Linked DNA regions of Homo sapiens: all the other regions are linked to region 3. A link is a loop called in an ENCODE intact Hi-C map of the cell type or tissue named here. Cell type or tissue: MCF 10A. All regions are shown on one strand. Links, peaks and the distances in the headings refer to the core of each region. The heading gives the core; the rest is flanking DNA.

Evidence for each region. Peaks named below come from ENCODE experiments on the same cell type or tissue, not always from the same donor. Only the 100,000 strongest peaks of a DNase experiment are listed, where the experiment ranks them.
Region 1: it touches region 3 in a loop (16-fold over the local background); 5 of 110 quality-filtered maps call a loop at or near these places.
Region 2: it touches region 3 in a loop (7-fold over the local background); 4 of 110 quality-filtered maps call a loop at or near these places.

The regions. Positions count from the first base shown.
Region 1 is chr10:118,868,878-118,871,955 of GRCh38, forward strand. All of the region lies in intron 2 of LINC03036 (long intergenic non-protein coding RNA 3036), which reads right to left. Among named protein-coding and RNA genes, the nearest start is that of CACUL1, 120 kb to the left of the region's middle. In MCF 10A, for the core only: no CTCF peak of the experiment used is centred there; DNase peaks (open chromatin) are centred at 1,814 and 2,194.
Region 2 is chr10:118,583,321-118,586,398 of GRCh38, forward strand. No RefSeq gene overlaps it. Among named protein-coding and RNA genes, the nearest start is that of PRLHR, 11 kb to the right of the region's middle. RefSeq lists an enhancer at 1,264-2,463. In MCF 10A, for the core only: no CTCF peak of the experiment used is centred there; DNase peaks (open chromatin) are centred at 1,471 and 2,621.
Region 3 is chr10:119,027,375-119,030,452 of GRCh38, forward strand. It overlaps NANOS1 (nanos C2HC-type zinc finger 1), which reads left to right and starts at 2,340. Exons shown (of 1, transcript NM_199461.4): 1 at 2,340-3,078. The coding sequence starts at 2,428. It overlaps LINC03036 (long intergenic non-protein coding RNA 3036), which reads right to left and starts at 2,197. Exons shown (of 4, transcript NR_186540.1): 1 at 1,971-2,197. RefSeq lists an enhancer at 1,617-2,117 and silencers at 1,942-2,411, 2,532-2,741. In MCF 10A, for the core only: a CTCF peak has its summit at 2,087 (motif pointing left); a DNase peak (open chromatin) is centred at 2,067.

The sequences.
Region 1 (3,078 bases), core at 334-2,833, 160 kb before region 3:
TTCTCACCTGTGAAGCCATCTACTCTCTGCTTCACACTATCTTGGACTGTCAGCTTTTAGGAGGCAGGGATTGGTCTGCTTAATTTATCCTGAAGGAGCTGGGCAAGAGGCAGATGTTTCCGACCTCATACAGGTGCACCTCAGAAGGGCCTTTACACCCAATCCTTTATTTGACCCTCACAACCTGAAAGCTAAGTCAAACAGGTTTTTCTCTCATTTCTACAAATGCAAAAACAAAGGCTCAGAGAGGTGAAGCCACCTGCCCAAAGTCACACAACTAGCAAGTGGTCAAGCCCAGATATCCTGGCTCCAACAAGATGCTGCAGTAGACACTGTGGTTGATGCCTCAACATCCATCCCAGCCCTGTCCCTCTGTGTGGCCACAGTTATTTCAGGGACTGGCCCTGCCTCCAGATGGGCCTCACTTAGTCAATATGAATTATAGAATCCCATCCCTCTTCATCAGGGATTGGATCAAAAGCCCAGCCTGAGCTTGTCCCTACCTTGTGCCACCTACCTTGTCCCAGGAATTGGTTCTTGCCAATAAGACACAAAAAGTCTGCTGGCCAGGCGCAGTGGCTCACGCCTGTAATCCCAGCACTTTGGGAGACCAAGGCGGGCGGATCACAAGGTCAGGAGATCGAGACCATCCTGGCTAACATGATGAAACCCCATCTGTACTAAAAATACAAAAAAATGAGCCAGGCATGGTGGCGGGCGCCTGTAGTCCCAGCTACTCAGGAGGCTGTGGCAGGAGAATGGCATGAATCTGGGAGGCAGAGCTTGCAGTGAGCCGAGATCGCGCCACTGCACTCCAGCCTGGGCAACAGTGCGAGACTCTGTCTCAAACAAACAAACAAAAAAAAGACATAAGTAGTCTGCTGAGGGCTTTTAGGGAATTTTTCCTTACTATTAAAGGACAAGATTAGACCAGGCCAGATGGCTCACACCTGAAATCCTACAACTCTGGGAGGCCAATGTGGGCAGATTGTGTGAATTCAGGAGTTTGAGACCCGCCTAGGCAACAGCAAAACCCCATCTCTACAAAAAATATAGAAATTGGCTGAGCATGGTCGTGCATGCCTGTAGCCCCAGCTACTCAGTGGGCTGAGGTGGGAGGATTGTTTGAGTCTGGGGGAGGGAGGTTGCAGTGAGCCAAGAATGTGTCCCTGCACTCCAGCCTGGGTGACAGAGCAAGACCCTGTCTCACACACACACACACACACACACACACACACACACACACAAAGCCAGTTTTTGCAGTTCTTAATTCCCACCAAAATTAAATATGCGTATATTGAAAAAAAAAAAAAGCAAGATTAGGAAGTTTCTCCATCTTTCTAGAATGAATGAGGAAGAAGATAGCCCCGCTGGCTGCTGGCAGCAAATCTACAACGAAGTGGTTCTAAAATGAAGTGGATGCTCTGGCTGGCAGAAGAGAGAGGCAGAAAGAACTAGGTATCCTTGATGGCCTCATGAAGCTCAGTGTCACACAGTCTTGAAGCCCACCCTACCTGTGAGCGTCCACTCAGGTAAGGCCACAAAGTTCCTTAACCTTTCAGCTGGGTCAAGTTGGCTTATTTGTTAATTGCAGCTAAAAGCATCCCACTGGACGCAGCACCCTCTCCCTCCCAGCAGCTTGGCATTAGGGAGCCCAGCATCCTGAAAATCCCACTGAGCTCCCAGGAAATAGTAATATCTGCCTCACCAGCCCCACATTGCCCCATCTTCCCCAATGGCTGTTTGCCAACTTTATTGCATCAAATCTATTGAAGTTTTTGTTGTTGTTGTTTTAACTTCGCAGGGAAGGCTGTTCTATGGTGCTGTGAGTCATCCTGGGAAGCAGCAGCCCTAGTGCTAAGGCAGGATGCAGATCAGTCTGTTCCAGTACCCACCTCCCCTCTCTCCTCCCCCGCAAAGGGCAGTTTCCTCTGGAATCCATGCACATGCAATTTATTTCTAACTGCTCCAGCAGGTTCCAATCCTGTTGCTTGCTGCGTCTAGTTATTCACTTGGAATCAGAGCTGCTGGAAAGTCAAAATTAGCCTCATTCTACCAGCATGAAATAGAAACACAGAGGCAGTCCCTTGGCTTTAGGGAGGCAAGAATCTAGAATTTTTCTTATCTCTCTGTGAATACCAGAGCTGAGGGTTACATGGGTCTGTGATTACACAGTCATTTGGAAATTGTGCAAGTTGGAAGCAGCACTGTCATTGACTTCCTGTTAAGAGGAGGCAGCAGGAGAAGCCTTCCAGAGAGGGACACAGGGCAGCCATCTGGTTGGAAGTCATTGTGCTTACATAAGTTGTCTGTTCACTTAAGGAGGCAAGGGTTAAGCAGGCTGCAAGGCAAGGAGTGTGAATGACCCTAAGCCATGCTTGACACCATGCATTAATGATGTTTTTTATCTTCTGTAGTTTATAAAGCTTTGACATCCTGAGGCCTTGCTAATCCTGGAGAGACTCCCCTTCCAGGGCTAGCTAATTTCTAGAGATAGTAAACAATTTGCCTGCCAACATATCTTTCATATACAAACCAACCAATCCAAAACCTGTATCCCCAACCACTTCCTTTATTTAACTCTCACACACCAAGCCCATATTTTCCTTGCCCTAAATCACCCCAGGACCAAGTAACAGACTACTGGAGACCATTCCTATAGCCTAGAACCCGCAGACATTATTCAAACTCTCTAATTCTAAGCTTGCTCAAACTTGCCAATCCTGCCTCACCCATCCCTCCCCACGGAATCCCCAATAAGGTCTATGGGTCATGCCCTCTCTTCATTCTTTCTGCCTCATGACCAACTCTGGTGCCTTTGCATGTGACCCTGCATGGCACAGCATGCCCCCTTCTCTTGGGAACTGTAATAAACTCCTTTCAAGGCATATTTCTCTATGTCTGTCATCTTACCATACCTAATTAAAACAAAATCCTAGATCCTTTGTTTGTTTTTGCTTATTTTTTATTTGTTTGTTTTAGAGACAGGGTCTCACTCTATCACGCAGGCTAGAGTACAGTGGCATGATCATAGCTCATTGCAGCCTCGACCTCCTGGACTCAAGTGATCCTCCTGCC
Region 2 (3,078 bases), core at 334-2,833, 440 kb before region 3:
AATTGATTACCAAACATGACATTTTGAAAATATACAGTTTCACATCAAGAGTTTCTTATCTAGTAGGTCTCGGGTAGGTACTAGGAACCTGTGTTTTTGAAAAGCTCTGCAAATGATTCCAATGCACAGCCAGGTTTGGGAACCTTTCAATTTATTAAAATCAGATAATGGTACCTGCATTCTGAAGCAAGTCATTTAACTCATTTGTTTTTGCTATGTGAAGTTTCATAATCTCAGACCTCATAGTTGTGTGATTAAGGGAGCCTCTAAATGAGAAAAACAAGAAGGGAAATCTAGTACATTCCTGAACAAGTCATTCCTTTATGGGTACTTTCAAAGACAATACTGGGAACGTAATAGAAATTCCCCTGGCAAAAGCCTATGCCCAGTCCATGGATGGAGGCACTAACCTTGCAGTCATAGCCCTCTTGGGTGCAGCCTGGCTCACTGCAGGGAAGTGCGCTGGACCCTGGGGATACATGGGTGAAGAAAGCAGATATGGCCTGTACCCACACGAAGCTCACATCTCATAGAGGACAGACCAATGTGTCATGACGAATCATGATGAGCGTCATGAAGAGAAAAAGCAAGGAGATAAAGTTAAGAATAAGAGGCCAGAGCACTTTAAATGAGGCAGTCAGAGAGGGCATCTCTGAGGAGGTGACATTTAAGCTGAGACCTGAAGGGAAAGATCTCTTCCTCCAGGAGGAGAGCAAGGTAGAAGGCGCTGCAGTAGGAAATGGGGTGTTATTCTAAACAGCATTCCAGAAGCATCAGGCCAACTTTAGGACTGATTGAGCTACCCACAGTTCCTAAAAGAGGAGGCCATGTGTCACCTCAGGGTTATCTCTTAGGGAACAGCCATGCCCTCCTATGGTCTTCTTCTGTGGGGGACTTTGCCACAGAATCCTGGGCCTAGTGAGATTCAATGTGACTATGCCTCAGAACAATGGAGGTTGACTTTGGCAACTTCTCAGAAAACTCGAGGTTGTGAACTCTGAGCTACAAAGAGTATACAGCAGGCACACACTAGCCCCTGGCCCTCAGGGAAGGTTGACCAAAGGTGCTGTAACAAATGCCAACATCTGTGCAGGGACCCACGTGTTGAGCAGAGCAGGAAACCCACACTTCAAAATTGCCTTAAAATGACCAGGGTTCTGCGTTTGGGAGTTTGGCAACAGAGCAGGTAGCCAACCCTCCCTCTTATCACAATCTGGAAGCATAAAAGCAGGAATAGCATCATAACATAAAAAAGGGGAAAAAAACTCAGCAGTGAGCACAGTTATGCTTTAGCATCAAGCATCTTTATGTTATTTTTCATCCATTTTCATCACCGTTGAGTCTCCATGGTTTATGATTACCTTACGACATTTTTAAAAAGAAATTAACTTCAACTTTCTAGCAGCTATCTGCTAAGATACAGCTGATGACTCATAAAATGTGAATCACAACACTGGCAGGCCTGGCTGGAAGCCATTAGTGTGCAGTGGTTACTCAGGCCCATATTCCCCGAGTTACAATTTGCCACTTTTCAGAACCCAACACATGTTTGTTCCCTCTCATTTGGGAAGAATATGGAACAAGGGCTCTTGAATATGGAACAAGGCCTGAAGAAGATGCTGCCCTGGACTTGTGGTAGTCCTGTGGGCCAGATAACCCAATGGCCAGTATGAACCTCCCATTTTAGAGGCGTAAAAGGGTTTCTTTCCCTCCCTTTCAGTTAGGAGTATGTCACCCAGTTCTGGCAAGTGATACATAACGAGAGCAACTGAGAAGGCCTCTGCCTTCCTGCACTGAAGGAGAGTTGCTGGTGTTTCCCTTTCCCCTTCCTTCTTGCCTCGGATGTGGATGAGTATCCGGAGTTTTAGCAGCCATTTTGAAGACCTGAGGTAACAGCATCAGGATAAAGGTGAAGCAGTTAACGATGAATGGAGGCAAAAGACAGAAAAAGATTTTAAGTCTTCAATGACACCATTGAGCTACTGGGCCGACCTGACACCCACCCACCTCCAGACTTCTTTGTAAATCAGATGATAAAGAACCTTAGGACTTCTGCCTTGTGGTTAGTTTGGTATTCTGTTACTTCCTACAGAAAGCATTCCTGATTGACGTGGGAATTGAGCATCTGTGGCCTAGATCCCATATGCTACCTTTTCTTCCTGGGGCAAACGTGAAATGTTGAACGAGGTAAGACATTCAGATATGATGCTAATTACTCTCTAAGGCCCTTTTCCACCTATCTCTTCTTCATCCTCACTTAAACTGGCCCACTTCCAGTCCTGATTCTCTCTCTCCTGGACCATGCAATAATTCCTTAATGTATTTCCCCACTTCCTGCCTTCCCATTCCACACTTTCCCTTTTGCCAGCATTAGGTCCCAGAGTACCTTCCTAAACAAGTCATTCTTTTATCTCCCACTCACCCTAAACCTTCACTGGCTCCCCACTGCCTCCCAAGAAGAGCTAGACTCCTTAGGTTGAAACTCAGGGTAGGACTTTATAGTGGTTAGGAAGGCAGACTTTGGACCAAATCCCAGCTCCACCACCTCCCATACATCATTCCTTGGCAAATTGCTTGACTTTTCTAAATATCTGTTTTCCTATCTGTAAAATAAAAATAACAATGAGAATGTCTACTTCCTAATGTGCTGAGAAATAAGTGATGCAATGTAAGGTACAGCACTGTGCCTTACACACAGTAAGAATTCAGCCAACCTAACTGGTATTACTAATCTTCCTGAATCTAGTTTCAGCCAGCTTTTCACCACTCTGTCTCGTAAGCACAGCCTGCACTCTTTCAAATAGGCATCACCCTTTCCTTCCTTTGCTAATCACCTTACCCTGCCCATAGCATGCTCTCCTGCCACTACTCTCTTCATTACATAAAATCCCAGGCATTGGCTGGGGGTGGTGGCTCACGCCTGTAATCCCAGCACTTTGGGGGGCCAAGGTGGATGGATCATTTGAGGTCAGGAGTTCGAGACCAGCCTGGCCAACATAGTGAAACCCTGTCTCTACTAAAAATACAAAAATTAGCCAGGCATGGTGATGGACAACTGTAATCCCAGCTACTTGGGAG
Region 3 (3,078 bases), core at 527-3,026:
TCGCTTAAACTCAGGAGGCAGAGATTGCAGTGAGCCTAGATCGTGCCATCGCACTCCAGTCTGGGCGACAGAGTGAGACTCTGTCTCAAAAAAAAAAAAAGAAATCCTACTCTTCTCTAGGTCTCATTTTCTTCATCTGTAAGGATTGGACAGAACTGGGTGCAGTGGCTCACATTTGCAATCCCAGCACTTTGTGAGGCCAAGACAGGAGGATCACTTGAGGCCAGGAGTTCAAGACCAGCCTGGGCAACATAGCGAGACCCCCATCTATTAAAAAAGAAAAGAAAAAGGCAAGAAAAGATCGAACAGAATGATCCCAAAGATCCCTTCCCATGCTGACATTCTGATTCCCTCATTCATTCATTCTAATATTAACCAATGCCAGCACTAGGTTCTGGGCATCCCCTGCTGAGCCATTCTAAACCTGCTGGGCACAGCCAAGACCTGTGAGTGTGGCCTCAGGCCTAGTGAGGGCTCATTGTTTCCACAGCCACTGCATGGTCCAGAGTGAGGAAGGAAAGCCCCATCTGCCCCATGAAGCCCACCCTGCCAGGGCCCACCTGCCAGGGGAGGCATTTTCCTGATCCCAGTTCTAGGTTTCATCCTAGAAGAGCCCTCAGTATCTAAAGCCTTTCCTACTTTCAATTTTTAAAAAAGTTGGGAAGTGTAAGACCACCTGCCATCTTCCTAATCAAAACTCATCTTCTGGCTCTTATTCTCCATGGCTTTTACACAACATGTTTTATTCATTTCAAAGTATTTAATTATAATGTTGAGGCCAGGTGTGGTGGCTCATGTCTGTAATCCCAGCACTTTGGGAGGCCAAGGCAGGAAGATCGCTTGAGGCCAGGTGTTCAAGACCAGCCTAGGCAACATAGTGAGACCCTGTCTCAAGAAAAAAAAAAAAGAAAAAAGAAAAATCAAGAAGAAAAAAGAAAGAGTGAGAAAGAAAGAAAGAGGCCAGACGCGGTGGCTCACGCCTGTAACACCAACACTTTGGGAGGCCAAGGCAGGCGGATCGCGAGGTCTGGAGTTCAAGACAAGCCTGGCCAACATAGTGAAACCCCGTCTCTACTAAAATACAAAAAATTAGCCCGGCATGGTGGCGGGCATCTGTAATCCCAGCTGCTTGGAAGGCTGAGGCAGGAGAATTGCTTGAACCCGGGATGCGGAAAGAAAAGAAAAAAAAAGAAAGAAAAGGAAGGAGGGAAAGAAGGAAGGAAGGAAGGAAGGAAAGAAGGAAGGAAAGAAGGAAGGAAGGAAGGAAGGAAGGAAGGAAGGAAGGAAGGAAGGAAGGAAGGAAGGAAGACAAAATATAACATTGAATACACGTTGTTTTTCAAACTGCACATACAACCCACATTTTGACTCAGGCCTCTGGGGCGAGGGGGTACACACACACACACACATCCCAGTCACTGTCCTAGGCTCTCCAGCCATGAGATTTTCCGGCCCAGCCCCAACCCCGACCTAAGTAACCGGCTATCGGCCACCCATTGGCTGAAGTCCCTGAGCACCTGTTGGGAGGAAGGCTGCTGCGTGCAGCCGGAAAGTCCTGCGTCCCTCCGCTCTTACCGCGGCAGGAACCACAGCCTCCCCGAACCTCAGGGTTTGTATGGATTTCGCCCAGGGGAAAGCGCTCCAACGCGCGGTGCAAACGGAAGCCACTGGCTGGTTGGGCGGCTGTGATGGGAGAGCTGCATCCTTCCAACGCGTCCAGCTTTTCATGCTGATGTTGGTGAGAAGGGGGTGGATAGCGGGGATTCTCAGGATTAGGGCCTAGGGCCATTAAAGGCTGGGAGGTGGGGGCGTAAACCTGTGGCCACCCTGACCCCTGTCCTCGGGGGGCCTCACCACCAGGCCGAGGAGACCCAGGCCTGGTCACCTGCTCCAAGCCCAGGCCCGGCGCTCGAATGCGGGCCCCAGCGGCCCTCCCTTCCCGGCCCTTCTCTCCCCTACTTTCTCCTCACCTCCCAGCTGCGCGGAGAACACGCCCCCTCCCCGTGTTCCCACCAATCAGCGTCCGGAGCGGCGCCCGAGGCGCCGGGGGGCTCTGGTCTGCAGCCAATGAGCGCCACGGCTCGAGGCGGCGCCTCGCCCGCCCCCTCCCGGAATGAAGGCCGCCCGACAGCTGGCGAGGCTGGCGCAGCGCGCGGGGCGCGGGAGCCGCGCGGGCTGGAGCGGAGCGCGCACACAGCCAGCCCGCCTCCGCTCCGCCTCCGTCCGGGGCGCGGGCGAGGTGGCCGGGGCGGGGGAACGCAGGGGGCAGGGCCGCGGCGGCGAGGCCGGGGGGCGGGGAGGAGTGGGCCCGATAAAAGGCGGCGCGGCGGCCCCACCCCGCGGCAGGCCGGCGGGCAGGCTCGGCGTGTCCCTTCCGTCCGGCCCGCGCCGGCGGCGGGGAGGCGGCGCGCGGCCCGCAGCCCGCCCATGGAGGCTTTCCCCTGGGCGCCCCGCTCGCCCCGCCGCGGCCGCGCCCCCCCGCCCATGGCGCTCGTGCCCAGCGCCCGCTACGTGAGCGCCCCGGGCCCGGCGCACCCGCAGCCCTTCAGCTCCTGGAACGACTACCTGGGGCTCGCCACGCTCATCACCAAAGCGGTGGACGGCGAGCCGCGCTTCGGCTGCGCCCGCGGTGGGAACGGCGGCGGCGGCTCCCCGCCCTCCTCCTCCTCGTCGTCCTGCTGCTCCCCCCACACGGGGGCCGGGCCTGGGGCGCTGGGGCCGGCGCTGGGGCCGCCCGACTACGACGAGGACGACGACGACGACAGCGACGAGCCGGGGTCCCGGGGCCGCTACCTGGGGAGCGCGCTGGAATTGCGCGCGCTGGAGCTGTGCGCGGGCCCCGCCGAGGCCGGGCTGCTGGAGGAGCGCTTCGCCGAGCTGAGCCCGTTCGCGGGTCGTGCCGCCGCCGTGCTGCTGGGCTGCGCGCCCGCCGCCGCCGCCGCCGCCACCACCACCAGCGAGGCGACGCCGCGCGAGGAGCGGGCCCCGGCGTGGGCGGCCGAGCCCCGGCTGCACGCGGCCTCCGGGGCGGCGGCCGCCCGGCTGCTGAAGCCCGAGCTGCAGGTGTGCGTGTTCTGC